Regions from separate parts of the Homo sapiens genome. Here region 1 is linked to region 2. The links are chromatin loops, found by intact Hi-C in ENCODE. Cell type or tissue: CD4-positive, alpha-beta T cell. All regions are shown on one strand.

Evidence for each region. A loop is a pair of places that touch in the nucleus more often than their neighbours do. Peaks named below come from ENCODE experiments on the same cell type or tissue, not always from the same donor. Only the 100,000 strongest peaks of a DNase experiment are listed, where the experiment ranks them.
Region 1: it touches region 2 in a loop (2.9-fold over the local background); 6 of 110 quality-filtered maps call a loop at or near these places.

What each region holds. Positions count from the first base shown.
Region 1 is chr1:94,035,410-94,043,409 of GRCh38, reverse strand. It overlaps ABCA4 (ATP binding cassette subfamily A member 4), which reads left to right. Exons shown (of 50, transcript NM_000350.3): 21 at 1-74; 22 at 512-649; 23 at 2,008-2,201; 24 at 3,283-3,367; 25 at 6,060-6,265; 26 at 6,622-6,670. Among named protein-coding and RNA genes, the nearest start is that of ABCA4, 82 kb to the left of the region's middle. RefSeq lists an enhancer at 5,579-6,778. In CD4-positive, alpha-beta T cell, CTCF peaks have their summits at 3,488 and 3,691 (motif pointing left); a DNase peak (open chromatin) is centred at 3,719; H3K27me3 peaks cover 561 bases.
Region 2 is chr1:93,434,629-93,442,628 of GRCh38, reverse strand. No RefSeq gene overlaps it. Among named protein-coding and RNA genes, the nearest start is that of FNBP1L, 9.5 kb to the left of the region's middle. In CD4-positive, alpha-beta T cell, CTCF peaks have their summits at 4,238 and 4,445 (motif pointing left); a DNase peak (open chromatin) is centred at 4,478; H3K27me3 peaks cover 573 bases.

The DNA of each region.
Region 1 (8,000 bases), 600 kb before region 2:
GCTGGAGATGGAAGCCATGTTGGAGGACACAGGCCTCCACCACAAGCGGAATGAAGAGGCTCAGGACCTATCAGGTGCTCAGAGCTGGATGGAGACAGGGCCACAGATGGCAAATCCATGGCTCCCCAGTGCACCCAGGAGGCAGGGGAGGCTTGGAGCAGGAGAGCTTCTAAGGGTGGGAACACCTCTGTGAAGTTACACCAAAAATCTAAGAGCAGCCCCCAGATCATTTTCCCTGCAGAGCACTGTCTCACAGCAGCCTGGGTTTTATTTGTCCTGAGATTGATGTGCTTGAACAGTCTTCAAAGGGTCTGATCCGAGGAGGTGAGGGTTGCCCTTTCTGCATTTACAAAGCCTGAACAGTATTAGGGCTTTGAACGCTATAAACATCTAAGAGGCAGCACCAAACCACTGCTGGGTTAAGGTACCCCCACAATGCCACTTGCCCTGGGCCTTTCTCTTCCTCACCCTCCACAGCCCCTTAACTCTCCCGTCCTTCTTGTGCCTCCAGGTGGCATGCAGAGAAAGCTGTCGGTTGCCATTGCCTTTGTGGGAGATGCCAAGGTGGTGATTCTGGACGAACCCACCTCTGGGGTGGACCCTTACTCGAGACGCTCAATCTGGGATCTGCTCCTGAAGTATCGCTCAGGTAACAGCTGCTGCTCAGTCTCCTGGGCTGGGCTCTCACTGCAGCCCTAGCTGTGGTCCCCACTCTCTCACCTGCCATTTTGTAGCTGAGTACAGGAACCACAATGACTACACTCAGAAGGGGGTTTATCAGTGACTTGGTGAATCTAAGTTCCAGCTAAAGCCTCCTGAGGTTTTTACAAATATAAACAGAGAATCACTGATGATGCAACCTACTTCCCAAAATATTTTAGAAAATTCTCTTGACCTGCAGCCCTTCTGTCTGGAATAATGGATGCTACTCTAGGTGAATGTCTTCTCTGACCATGGGGACCCAGGTCACCTGCAAACATACCTAGAAGCTCCATAGCTGTCAGATGACCACTCAGGACCAGTGTGAGGGTGACCTGCTGGGCATTCAGTGCTCCAGAGGGTGGCCACAGATGGAAGTGGCTCCTCTGTCATGGCACCTCTCAGACAAGGGGCTCAGATCAGAAGAGACAGCAAGCAGAGCTGAGTGCCCATAGAGGTAACAGCACGGTTCAACCCCGTGGTCAAGCCAGAGCTTTCCCCCTTGCTCTACTCACACAGCGTTGCCCCGTGCCTTTCTCTGAGGGTTTGTCATCCTGAAATCCTCATTGCTATTTTCTTTCTTTCTTTTCTTTTTTTTTTTTTTTTTTTTTTGAGACAGAATCTCGCTCTGTCGCGCAGGCTGGAGTGCAGTGGCGCAATCTCCACTCACTGCAAGCTCCGCCTCCTGGGTTCGAGCCATTCTCCTGCCTCAGCCTCCTGAGTAGCTGGGACTACAGGTGCCCGCCACCACGCCTAGCTAATTGTTTTTGTATTTTTAGTAGAGACGGGGTTTCACCGTGTTAGCCAGGATGGTCTCGATCTCCCGACCTCAGGTGATCCTCCCGCCTTGTCCTCCCAAAGTGCTGGGATTACAGGCATGAGCCACCGTGCCCGGCCTGCTGTTTTCTGTTAATGACATCTCCAGTTAGTGAGAGTATGCACGTGTGTGTTCTTTATGAAGAGTATAAATCCAGAGCTTAATGATCCAGAAAATGTACATATGAAACTCCCTAGATGCTGACCATAATACATGAGCCCCTAATATAGAGATTTATTTGAATCAGATCCTATGCTGGATACAGAGACACTGTGTGTGGCAATGCTTTACAGTATGTAGGAAGCTATGAAATGTTAGTTATTATTGTCCTAATATGCTGGAATTTGCTGCTGAATTAGTTCCCTTGGGTTTTTTTTTTTAGTTAACTCCTGATTTTTGCAACTATATAGCCAGGAAATTGCTGTACACCCTTTACCAACAATGCCCAACCCAGGGCAGGCCTGGTGATTGCCCTGGCCCCTACCTTGCAGGCAGAACCATCATCATGTCCACTCACCACATGGACGAGGCCGACCTCCTTGGGGACCGCATTGCCATCATTGCCCAGGGAAGGCTCTACTGCTCAGGCACCCCACTCTTCCTGAAGAACTGCTTTGGCACAGGCTTGTACTTAACCTTGGTGCGCAAGATGAAAAACATCCAGAGCCAAAGGAAAGGCAGTGAGGTAGGTGTCTGCCCAGGGAAGGACCCTGGCCTGGGTGAGAAGGAGCACACAGCACGGGGCTGCCACTCCAGACATGGCTACTCACACAGGCTCTCGCCACCAGAATCAGTGTCTTTGTTCTGGGACCATTTGCAGAAGATTTCGATGAACACATTCTGAAGCCTCCTCCTACAGAGATGCTTTAGCCAAAATGAAACAACTAGCTTTAAATGGTCTGCAAGTATTACATGCCAGATTACACACCAGTTTGGTGCGGTTTGGTGCAACATAGAAGTGAGTGTCTTATTCTGTAAGGTTAGGCTGTTTTAAGAGCAATTGGTTGAGCTTCATTTCAACATTAATATTCCCTAATTAAACCTGAATTTCAGTGGTAAGTGAAAACTAAGAAGAGGCCTCCTTGGGTGCTATAACATAAAAATGATGAAGGCAAAAAGTACCAACCAGCAGAGACCACTTCAGCACATCAGGAGACCCAGTTTTATGTCTGTGCTGCGAAGTGAACAAACTGTGTCATCCTAGGCAAATTATTTAATTCCTCCTTTTTTTTAGTATTTTTTTCTTCTTCACATGGAACATGAAGCTAATGACCTCTGCTTCTATTTCTTAGGGATGTGAAGATAAGTGAGATAAAGTATTATAAATGTGCTCTGGGCTTCTTAAGAACAGGCATTGCTCACATTCAAATGGTCATGATTATGATATGGCAGCATTATTTATGCCTCTGGTTTAAGTGTCTGGCTGCCGCTGGGGTTTCCTATGTCCATCCACGGGGAGGGAGGCACAGAATGTCTCCCACAGGCAGAACCTACAGCTGCCACATAATTGATGACAAGCCAAAGGGACCCTTGGAGGTTCTGCTCCTCTCTGTGTGTGACTCACACACTCTCTAGGATAAAATCAAGCGACTACACCCTCAAAATGCTCAGATGAATTAACAGATTAAACAGTGAAGAAAAAAATGTGTTGACTACACTTGGCAGTGAGAAATAAATAAAGCGGGCGGTGACAGCAGCTGGCATCAGGGAGAGGCTGTCATGGAAGGGATGTGCATCTTGTCAGTCATCCCATCCATCTGTTGCAGGGGACCTGCAGCTGCTCGTCTAAGGGTTTCTCCACCACGTGTCCAGCCCACGTCGATGACCTAACTCCAGAACAAGTCCTGGATGGTAAGGACTGGACGGGCCATACTTGGGTTCCGTCTGGCAGCCATCTCCCAGTATTGCTGGGTGTGTCCTGTTGTGATGCATTTTAATGGGAGCAAAGAGAACACTGGGTACTTCTGCAGGTCACACAGTTGTTCTTTTGCTTTGAGCTTCTTTCTCCTCTTCCTTCTTCCTTCATTCCCAAAGGGATTTTAAAAGTCATGCACCTAAAGGCCCTCTCCCTTTAATGAGGAATACACTCTGTGCTCTTACCCTTAGTAAGCCATCATTCCTGGGGTCCCCCTGCCCTGGCTCCAGGCCACATTCCTTAGTGTCTGGGGAGAGCTTCTTCTACATGTGTGCCGTGGCGCCCTCTAGTGGAAGCATGGTGATGCACGGCTCTTCCAGTGAATTCGTGGAGTCAGAGATTGCACATGTGGATGGCAAGTCTGGAAATAGCATACACCCCTGTTATACTCCTGATTCTCCCCTCAGCTTCCCAATTTCCCAGTGATTCTCCCTTTAATTAGGATGCACTGAAGCTCTCAGGGGTGCCCCCATCTCCAAGGAGCTGCAGTGGAGAGGCTATCCCCTCTCTATGTGAGAGAATGTGTGAGAAGCGTATTCCCACACAGGAGCAAAACTAAACTTACGTACTGATGCAGGTTAATGAATGGGGAAAGTATCTGCTTATCAAAGAAAAGGCATATTTTTCTATTTAGCACAAACTTTTTCAAATGTTAAGAATTTACTAACTGAAATCTGGTGAAGCAAGAGAACCGGGCAATATTTGCGTTGTCTGATCATTACAACTGGAGGGAACATGCTCAGAGAGGCATCATCACTGTTCATGCACCTGCCCTCTCTTTACACTGAGAGACCCTGTGATGAACAGAAAACATCTTTTTAGGATGACATCTCTGGGTCTTTCTCCTAGCCTGCCTTGCTGTGGGTACCTATCTCCCTGCTCTCTGAACCTTGGTCAAGAAGTTTATATTTGTTTTAAATTGATACTAATATGTTAAGTTACTGTGATTTGCCAAAATCAGATTGGAAACAGGGCCTGCATGGCTGAATGATTCTTTTTTTTAAATTACTTTATTTCTAAATAAAGGTTTTCTTTGTATAGAATCGGGATGCTGTGAATGGTGGGAAATGCACTAAATAGTTATGCCCCAAATAAGAAAGGGAAAATCATTTGAATCCCCAGTTAGCTCCTTGAAAGTCTTTTCACTTAAACACACCCACATACCACACACACACTCACAGACCTCCCTCCCAGATGCCCAAAGCCCTGCTGACCTACAGAGCTACTTCTGGAAAGGCTGACACATGCCTAAGACACAATTCCTGGGAATCCAGCAGCTTTGGGTTCAATTTCCTTCCTAAAAGAACAATGAATATGACCCCTGGAGAGCTATTAGGGCAGAGCTGCTTCCTTAACGTAAAGGACTCTCCAGCCTCCGTATGAAGTCATCTCAGAGCTAAAGACAATCAAGTCCAACTTGCAGATTTGACATAAAGCAAGACTTCCAATCCGGCTAGGCAGAAGGATTTTGGTTGAAAACCATGAAATCCCTTCATATGGATCATTTTTTAAACAACAAAAAAAGAAAAGAACCTACTGGGTGTCCACAACTCTGAGAGCTGCTTTCTGAAGAGTCATGTTTTGAGTCCTGGAATCCCTCTCCCTTTGACCTGCCTCTCAAGACAATGTGCGAGAGAACTCTCTCTTCAAGTGCATGCAAGTGAGGTTTTCACAGTTAGATTTTTAATTTTAAAGTAATACACATTTGTACATAAAATTCAATTCTGACTGTATACATGTGTCAGATAAACAGTTGATACCTGACACTTGTTCACAGTCTATGATACGCACCGCATATCCTACCCTCTCCCCCAGCCTCTCTCCATGGCTTCTCAACCCCCCCTCTGCATTTCCTGTGACCTGAGGATTCAGTTTTGTTTGTGGAGGCAGGTGCAATCCCAAGAGAAACTGTGCAATCTTCTGAGAAGTTAGAGTAGGCATGTGTGTGTGATTTAGGGAAGGTACTTCTCACTCAGCTTGGTCACCGGTTCCAGGTTTGTGTCTTGGGCAAGTCCCCCATAGCTGGTGACAGACCAGAAAAATGAAAACAACTTTGACTTAGCCCTCAAGTTTTCAGTGAATGAGAATGAAAAACAACCATGAGTAAGAGATTTCTTACCGAGATGATGTAAAGGATAATAATAGCAGCCAGCACTCACCTATGTGCCAGGTATTTCTCTAACTGCTTTGTGTAGTTTGACTCATCCAGTCCTCAAAAACAACAATGAAGTGGATACCAGTATTTTCCCCTTTTCACAGATGAGGAAAGTCTAATGTGACCCACCCAACATAACATAGTTTGAGGGGACAGAGCATTTCGTTGAACAGAGGAGGAACTGGCACAGGAAAGTTGCATGACCCCCCCACCAACCTCCGCCCCCAGGTTGCACAGCTAGCTAGTCGGGAGGACTTTGCTTCCGTTTCCCTCTGCCTCTCAATGATGATCTCAGGGCCAACTAAGCTAAAAGCAGACTTGATGGAGCATCAGTCCTCTGAAAGAGTCACTGCCGAGATACAAAATACCTCTTCTTCAAAGGGGAAGTGGAGAGAAGTAGGAAATCTGGGTAACCTCACAGTCTTCCAGTTTCTGGAAAACAGAGCTGGCATCAGTCTTTTTTCTTGTCCTAGGGGATGTAAATGAGCTGATGGATGTAGTTCTCCACCATGTTCCAGAGGCAAAGCTGGTGGAGTGCATTGGTCAAGAACTTATCTTCCTTCTTCCAAATAAGAACTTCAAGCACAGAGCATATGCCAGCCTTTTCAGAGAGCTGGAGGAGACGCTGGCTGACCTTGGTCTCAGCAGTTTTGGAATTTCTGACACTCCCCTGGAAGAGGTAAAGTAGAGATTCCAGCTGGTTTCTGTCAAGTGCCAGAAGTGGCGGTTCTTTGAAAAAGTCTAACATTAGAGCAAAGTTTTGTAAAAGCAAAAAGCCATCGTTCCCCACCCAAGCATAGCAACTATCTTTATTTTTGGCATAGTTCCCCCATCTCTGCATGCATACAAATTTTATGTACTTGTGGTTACTGTGTGCTTACGTTTTTGTATTTATAGAAGATGATGTTCTCAGATAGAGTCGTAATGGATTTTCTTCCCATTATGAAGCAATACCCAACAAAACAGAGCTTGGGTTAGATTTTTCTGAGAATAAGAATGACTAAACAAAATTCTCTCTTTTTTTCTTCTTGACAGATTTTTCTGAAGGTCACGGAGGATTCTGATTCAGGACCTCTGTTTGCGGGTATGGTGCTGGAGCCAGTGGCTTGTTCCCTTCCTTGCCTCCCTCCCAAGTTCCATCTCGAAAGTCTAAGGGGCTGGGCACAGTGGCTCATGCCTGTAATCCCAGCAATTTGGGAGGCCAAGGCAGATGGACCACCTGAGTTCGAGACCAGCCTGGCCAACATGGTGAAACCCCATCTGTACTAAAAATACAAAAATTAGCTAGGTGTGGTGGCGCGCACCTGTAATTCCAGCTACTCGGGAGGCTGAGGCAGGAGAATCACTTGAACCTGGGAGGCAGAGGTTGCAGTGAGCAGAGATTGTGCCACTGCACTGCAGCCTGAGCGACAAGAGCAAAATCCATCTCAAAAAAAAAAAAAAGTCTAAGGAAAAAGTCATGAAACAACAAAGCAGGCAAATACTCCTCCATAGTATCTGACTCCCCAGTAGTAGGCATTTTGCATCCTAGATGGCTTTGAGTGACAAAGGAATAACAGACTGAGTTAGGTCTAGATGGGGACACTTTGGATGAATGAGGATTCTTACGGAGGTCAGGTTGGTAGCTTCATCCCTCAGCTCCTCATGCTGTATCCCCAGTCTCTCGGCCTGCCATGTCATCATCCTCATCTCCTCCTGTCATCTCCACCAGGCCTCTGATCCATCTCTGTCTGCATGAGTGACAGCTGGCAGAGTCCTTAATGTTTATCAAATACAACTCAGACGTCAGTCTCCTGGCCCCTTTGAGATCAACATAAAATCATTTTGAACCCTTATTTAGTGGTCTATGGGCTTTGAAAACATGGGGACCAAAATTCCTGTGGATTCTAGAAGTCTCTCTTCTACATGTGTCAGCCTGGGCACCAACTAGCTCCTTCCATGAACTTTTATCAAACCCACAGCCACACAAAGCATGTGTGAGTGTAGCAGAGTTTACAGCAGAGGGTGGAGGGTGGGGAGATAGATGTGTGGAAGGGTTACCTGCCACACAAACAGAAACCACTTCTGATAGAACACGAGGTGTCCACCCACACTGTAAAATCCTCTCCTGGTACAGGCAAAGCTTTGCAGCGATTCTCCTTTGCTGCCCCTGGGCTCCTAACACCTCCTAAACCACCAGTTACCTCCTTCTTTCCAGTGTGGCATATTTCAGTGTTTTCCTGTTGGAGTGTTTCCTTTCTATGTGGATTCTGGAATCAGCTCTTAAGATAACTTGGTTTTCATCTTTCTTCATAATGATCCCAAACATCTATCTACTATGCCTAGAACTACCAATGGACACATATACCAGCCCAGATATGCTTCAGCCCATCCCAGTACATCGCATGGTGACCAAAAGATGTAGTCGTCCTGGC
Region 2 (8,000 bases):
TTATAATATTGTTGCAGGCCGAAAGAGTGAGGTTTGTGACCAACTCAGTATACCACTGGAGGCTATATGAGTAAACAGCAAACTGTTCCCTTGAAAGCAGGGTGTTGGCAAACTGATAAACTGCGTCTGCCGCCCAGAAGGAATGCTGAGGGCAGTCACGCCCCAGGCACGTGTTTCTTGTGATTAGGCGCATCTGAAGCCTGTTAGCAATAATGTGAACCTGTGATCAGTTAAGTAGCTGACCAATCATTACCTCCTGCTCCCTGCTCTATCTACACAATAAATATGAACGGCTGTAGAAGCTCAAGGCGGCTGCCTTTGCTTAGTAGAAGCAGGAAGCCCTCTTCTTCTTCCCCAGATCCCTTCTTTAAGACAGTTTCTTTTGTTTTAAGTTTTCATTTCTCGTTCATCCTCCTTCGTTCAGCCCTGTGGTAACCGTGGCAAACTGCAGCATAATATGTTATTATTGATTTACTTAAAAGATAATAAACCACAATTCTGCATCCTTCATGTCAGAATTTTTCACCATTTAAGTAAATGCTTAATAACTTTTTTATTGATAATAAAAATGATTTAAATAATCAATCATGAACACTTACCTCTAGGCTGGTTCTCTTTATCCTTATCCAAATCCAGTCTGCTAAGATTTTAATGTTGATTCTAAAGACTAACATGGCTCAGACTTTAGATATTTTAAATTCTTTAAAAGTAATACACATAATCTACTATGTGTAAATTCAAGATTTGGTGTTTTGTTTGTTTGTTTTTAAAGAGATGGGGTCTTGCTCTGTTGCCCAGGCTGGAGGGCAGTGACATGAAGCATAACATCATATTTCACAGCAGCCTTAAACTCCTGGACCTCAATTCCTCCTCAAACTCAAGTGATCCTCCCACCTTAGCCTCCTGAGTAGCAGTGACTAATTGTATTCCACCAAATCTTGCTAATTTCTTGTGTTTTTAGAAAGAGGGTCTCACTATATTGCTCAGGCTGGTCTCAAACTTTTGGCCTCAAGTTTATTTTTTAATTTCAGTGGCCACTTCACTGTAACAATACAGGTTTATCCCATGAGATAAAACAGCAAATTAAATCCATTTATGTTGAAGTAAGCCAACAGATACCTAATTTATCATTAAACTCAGAGAATTTGGCTTTAACCTAAAGGGCTTGGTTTTAAAATTATAACCTAGGTCGTCTCAAAAAGAGGGCATTCTACAGACTATCAGTTGGAATAACTTCCGATGACTCAAAATTTTCTATAGGGCTGCCAGATTAAATATTCAGACTCCCACTTAAATTTGAATTTCAGATATTATAAATATTGCATGGAATATACTTACACTAAAAACTATTTTATATCTGAAATTCAAATTTAGGCATCCTGTATTTTAATCTGGTAACACCAAGTATTCTTAAATTGAACACCCTAGATCACAGAGTCTTAACCCGATGAATTTAGACCACAGATTTGAGGGCATTGCTGAATACATGAAATTAGATATAAAAGATTTTTAATAGATGCATCCATAGCTTTTAGCAGGGAACAGAAGCATAGCTTTTATCGGTAGCTCTTAATGAAGCATTTGCTTCAAAATCTCTTGGAGAGCCTTTTAAAAATTAGTGACTTACAATATTCAGAACAGTAGTAAATGATGCTATCACTTCTGTTTAAAAGAGAAAATCTCACTCTCTGTGTGCATGCACAGAATACCTCTGGAAGGAAACCCAAGAAACTGGAAGTAGTACTTCCCTCTGGACAGGGGAACTAGGAGACTGGGATGATTTAAGAGTCCTACTTCTCACTACTTCTCTTTTGTACATTTAATTTTATTACATTGTCCGTATTTTATCTATCTAAAGAAAGTTTAAAATTACAAAAACCAACAACGCCCAGGCCTCACTGTAGGCCTATTAAGTCGGAATTTCTAAATTTCCAGTGATGGAGCCATAATGTTTGCATGTATTTTTGTTAACTCCATAGTGTATTTTGATTATTAATGAATATCACACACATTGCTCTGTGGAATTTGCCAAAAAAAACAGCAAACACAAACACACCACAAACTCACACGAACACCATTCCCTGCATCTCCCAGGAAAGACCCAGAAAATAAATGACTCACTTCGAGCAAGGCTGGAGAGGTTCTGTTTAAGGACTCATGTGCGGTGAGTTCAAACAAATCTCCGCTTAGGTGTGGTGAGACAGGAAGCTGCTCAGTGTTTAAGCTGAAGGTTCAGGAGAGGGGACTCTTAATTAATGTTTTTGGCCACCAGATTACACAGAAGGGTAACTGAACATTTGCTTATCCACCTATGAAGTAACCTGCCTTTTCTGCACTTCTAGTGGGTGGGTCCAGGAGTAACAAGGATCTGCTACCCCTGGAAACTCTTCCTAGTGTTGTGCTCTCATAGCAATTTACCCAGACTGCTTCAAGGAGACACCCTGCCTGTTCACAATTTATCTCATCTTCACTATTATACTCAAATGTCATTTAAGGCCAGGTGCAGTGGCTCATGGCTATAATCCCAGCACTTGCAATGCCAAAGGTAGGAGGATAGCGTAAGTCCAGGAGTTTGAGACCAGCCTGGGCATCATAGTGAGACCCTCCTGCCTCTACAAAAAATAAAAATATTGGCCAGCCATGATTGCATGTGCCTATAATCCCCGCTGCTCAGGAGGCTGAGGTGGGAGGACAACTTGAGCCCAGAAAGTTGAGGTTGCAGTAAGCTGTGATCATGCCACTACACTCCAGCCTGGGCAACAGAGCGAGACTGTGTCTCCAAAAAAAAAAAAAAAAAAAAAAAAGGTGTCATTAAATGTTAAAGGAATGACTGACTACAATACTTCAGGATTCAATCTGCAAAAAGAAAACACGCCCAGCTGAGTATCCTAGAACACTTTCTAGATCATTCTCCTGGAGTTAACCTGAAGAAGTGGTGTCTCTTGCGTACCCTTTCTTCTCTCCATTTCAGCAAAATTGGCAAGAAAGAATTTCTTCACAGGCAAACATACAATTTGAGAAAAAACAAATTTTTATTCTCTGCTCTTAGTATCCTATTTCTGGTTCCTGTGCCCAGAAGAAAGGAATGCCACAAGTTACATGACTGCAAGCAATAGTAAACAAGTGTATTTCACAGTTTGATCTAAAATCTACCTGGAGTTGAATTTTGTGAAAATACAGAGTTTCACAGTTAATACAGTGAAGTTTCTAGAACATGTCATATGAGACTATCTTCACAACTCTGGTATAGGCAGAGGTTTTTAAAACAAAGTACAAAAAGCACGAACTAACCATAAAGGAAAAAATTGATAAAATGAGTAAATTAAAATTTACCAAAAAGTGCTTTTAAGAGAATGAAAAGACAAACCCAGAATGGGAAAATGTATTAGTAATAGATATACCAAACAAAGGGCTCATATCTGGGGAATATATAAAGAGTTCCTACAAAACAGTAAGATAGACCACATGGTGGGAAATTGGCAAAATACATGAATCAACACTTAACGTAAGAAAATATATTCAAAAAGTGTTTAACCTTATTAGGTATGAGGAAAATGCACATTAAAACCCTACTGAAATATCGCTACCTGTCTACCAGAATGGCTGAGATTTAAAAGATCGACAACACCAAGTGTTAGTAAAGATGTGGAATGATAGAAATTCTCACACACTGCTGGTGGAAGTGTAAATTGATACAAATTTGAAAAACTATTTGGCAATATTGCATACCATGCAATCCAAAAATTCTACTCCTGGGTATATACTCAAACGCCATACATTCTTATGTGCACCAAAGGCACATGCAAGGATGTTCATCACAGAAAATTATTTATAATAGCTAAATACTGGAAACAACCCAAATTTCCAATAGTAGAATGGATAAATAGTGGTATATTCATATAATAAAATTTGTTAACCACAAGGGAAAAGAATGAAATATACCTACAAGCAAAAATAACAAAAATATTGAGTGAAAGAAGCCAGACATAAAGAATATATAATAACACTTATAAACTTTCTTAAAATAGGAAAACCTAAATTATAATGTCAGAAGTCAGGATAATGGTTACCTCTGGGGAGAAGGGAGAAGGTAATGATTGGGAGACAGCACAAGGGAGTCTTCCGAGATGCTGGTAACGTTCTTTCATTTTATCTAGGTGATGCTTATATAGGTGTTTTCACTTTGTGGTGATGCCTCGAACTGACGTTGCTTTCTGCATTTTACTGTACATATGTTATACTCCAAATTTTCAGAAAGCATATTTTAAAAAAAGACCTGATCTCTTTGGGATACCTATTTACCTTGGAAAATGCCTGGTTACCAAGAGGAATGTTAGATCATTGACAATGTCTTTCAATTTTCACAGAACTTTTTATAAATATGTCCACTGAATAACATGTTGTACCTATGCAAATCATTATTAAACTTGAAGAGGAGTTTAATCATTGCATTAGTTTTGACTGCCATCTAATGGCAAGAATGTTGAACTATATAGAAGTAAAAAGAACCAGTCTCCCTGCAGTAAGCAAAAGAACATTGATTTTGGCTACAATTTGCAGGACTGCTTTATAGTAGAATTTATTGTTTGCACTCAGTGTAAATATTAGGACATCATGCAAATATTATGCATTCAATTAGGATTGTTAAATCTGAAATAAAACAGAATTTTTCATTTCTTCATGTAAGAAGTTCATGACCTTACTGCAATTTTCATTCTTTCTTTGACCATACATTATAGTCCTTTCAGATTACAGCCCACTTAGTACAGAAAATATTAGGCAGTAGCACAATATGTACAACCAAAAGAGAAAGTTGGCTGGGCATGGTGGCCTACGCTTGTAATACCAGCACTTTGGGAGGCCGAGACCAACAGATTACTTGAGCTCAGAAGTTTGAGACCAGACTGGGCAACATGGTGAGACCCCATCTCTAAAAACAAAATACAAAAATTAGCCAGGTATGGTGGTGCTCACCTGTAGTCCCAGCTACTTGGGAGGCTGAGGTGGGAGAATCGCCGGAGCCTCAGAGGCAGAGCTTGCAGTGAACCGTGACCGCGCCACTGAACTCTAGCCTGGGGAACAGAGAGAGACCTTGTCTCAAACAAAAACAAAAAGGGAGAGGGAGAGAAAGTTAAAAAATTATTAAGTTGAAAATAATCACTTCTGAGCCTCAACTGTTAATTAGATATTTTTTAAGCAAATATTTTTAAAGCAGAGTCCCCTAAAAGGACCTTTAAGACAGCTAGCAACTTCTTGGTGTGTTTCAGCAACATCTATGGAAAGCCAAAAAAAAATGAAGAAAAAACAGAAAAGAGGAAGCTTTGCTTATATTTGTTTAAGCATCCTGCCCCCACCAAATCCAGTTTGCTTATGAAGTAACCAAGATGAATATAGTTTCATCCTCCAGCAAAATGCTCCAACCCCTTTTATTATCTTTAATCCAAATGGAATCAATTGTTTTTGTTTGTATTAACACATTTACGGAGGTACAACTGACATACAATAAACTGCACATTTATAAAGGGATATATGTATGTACTCATGAAACCATCACAAAAATCAAGATAATGAACATATCCATCACTCCCAAAAATGCCCTTATGACCCTTTGTAATCCAAACCCACCTCTCCCATCCCACTCTGTCCCTAGGCAGCTGCTGATTTGCTTTTGATTACAGATAAGATTAGATTTTCTAGAATTTTTCTATAAATAGAATCATACCGTATGTACACCATCATCTGGCTCCTTTTATCTGCTGTGATTACTTTGAATTCATCTATGTTGTTGCTGTATAATTTCTTTTAATTCTGAGTGGTATTCTATTTGGTGGATATATCACAATTTGTTTATCCATTCACTTGCTAAAGGAGAATAGTTTACTTTTTGTTTTACAAATAAAACACTTGTAAATATTACAAATAAAATACTTGTAAATATTACAAATAAAATACCTGTAAATATTACAAATAAAATACTTGTAAATATTACAAATAAAGCTGCTATGAACATTTGTGTAAAAGATTTTGTAGGGGCCAGGCATGGTGGCTTATGCCTGTAATCCCAGCACTTTGGGAGGCTAAGGTGGGAGGATTGCTTGAGGCCAACAGTTTCAGACCACCCTGGGCAGCGTGGCAAATCGTCATCTTTACAAAAAAAAAAAAATTAGCCAGACATGGTGGTGCATGCCTGTGGTCCCAGCTACCCAGGAGGTTCAGGTGGGAAGATTGCTTTAGCCCAGGAGGTTGAGGCTGCAGTGAGCCATAATCTCACCACTGCATTCCAGCCTGAGCAACAGAGTGAGACCCTGTCTCAAGGAAAAATAAAAAGATTTTTTATGAACACATGCTTTCCTTTATTTTTGGAATGAATACCTACAAGTTTTTGCCAGACTGTATAATGATCTGCCAAAGACGTCCATGTCCTAATTCCCTTCTGCCATTTACCTTATATGACAAAAGGTACTTGGCAGATGTGATTAAGTGAAGGGTGGGAAATTGAGGTGGGAAATTCACTTGATTACCAAGGGGGCCCAATGTCATCACAAGGGCCCTTGTAAGAAGGAGGCAACAGAGTCAGAGTCAGACACCAAGTGAAGTGACAACGGAGCTGAGAGAGGGATTGAAAGATGCTATGTTGCTGGCTTTAAAGATGGAGGATGGGAGCAGGAGCCAAAGAAATTCAGCCAGTCTCTAGAAGCTAGAAGGCAAGGAAACTGAATCTCCCCTGGACCCTCCAGAATGAACCAGCCTTTCCAACTCTTGACTGTAGCCCAATGAGATTGATTTTAGACTTCTCACCTCCAGACTGTAAGATAATAAATTTGTGCTGTTTTAAACCACTGAATTGGTGGTAATTTTTTATAGCAGCAATAGAATAATATAATAGAATGTAATGACTGAGTTATATAATAGTGATGGCAACTGCAGCCTGTCTGGAGTGGCCTCAGGCATGACACTGGCTGCAGTGGGGAGGCACCGCTGGGGCTGCGTGCTCCACAGAGCCAGAGGGATCCAGGAACAGATGGAAGCCCCGCCCCTTTCAGAGTTGGAGGGGTAGAAGCCCTGCCCTCCAGGTGCACCTGCAGTCACCCAGCCGGGGTTGTGAACCCAGGCATTCCAAAGCTCTGGGGGCCAGGAAGGCCCCCTACCCCTGCAGGCTTGGAATTGTCTGCTCCTCTCCCTACTCCTGGTGCCTGGTCTGATTTTGGAGCAGAGTTGAGACCCCAGCCTGGGCACTGTCATGACCTGGCCAAGTGTGTATGCTTGGGGCAGCACTGACACACCAGCCCTTGCCACCTCAGTCCGCACTGGACTTTGGGCACTGAGGAGCATGGGAGGGAGGCTGAGAGGGGGCAGAGGGTAGCTCAGTGTGAGCTTGCAGGTGCCCCTCAGCATGAACAGCCTGGGTGCTGGTGAGCACCATGGACAGCAAGTTGACGGCAGCAGGAGGCAGCCAGGCTCCTGGGTGGAAAGAGGTGGTTCCTGGTGAAGTCCTACCTTCAAGCCAGGGATGGCCTGAAGGCTGTGGCCCGGGCTGCCAGTTCCACTGTCTGAAGTGAGAACTTATGGTGCTTTTTTCAGGTTCTCCCATGGCCGCCCACGGACCAATCAACATGCACTTTCTCCATTCTGAAGCCCATAAAAATCCCTGGACTCAGCCAAACTCGGTAGATGACCTGTCTGCAGATTGGAGCTCCCCACTCCAGCTCTAGTCTCCACTGAGGGATGCAGACTTGTCAGGATGAACTGCCTGTGGACAGGAGCTACCCACTCCAGGTCTCATCTCCACTGAGAGCTGTAGAGACATCCAGACAACCTGCCTCTGGATAGGAGCTACCCACTCCAGGGCTTCTCTCTGCTGAGGGCTGCAGACATTGGGATGACCTGCCTGTGGATAGGAGCTATCCTGCCTGTGGATAGGAGCTATCCTGCCTGTGGGTAGAATCCACGCTGAGGGCTGCACAGACAACGGGACAACCTGCCTGCATATAGGAACTATC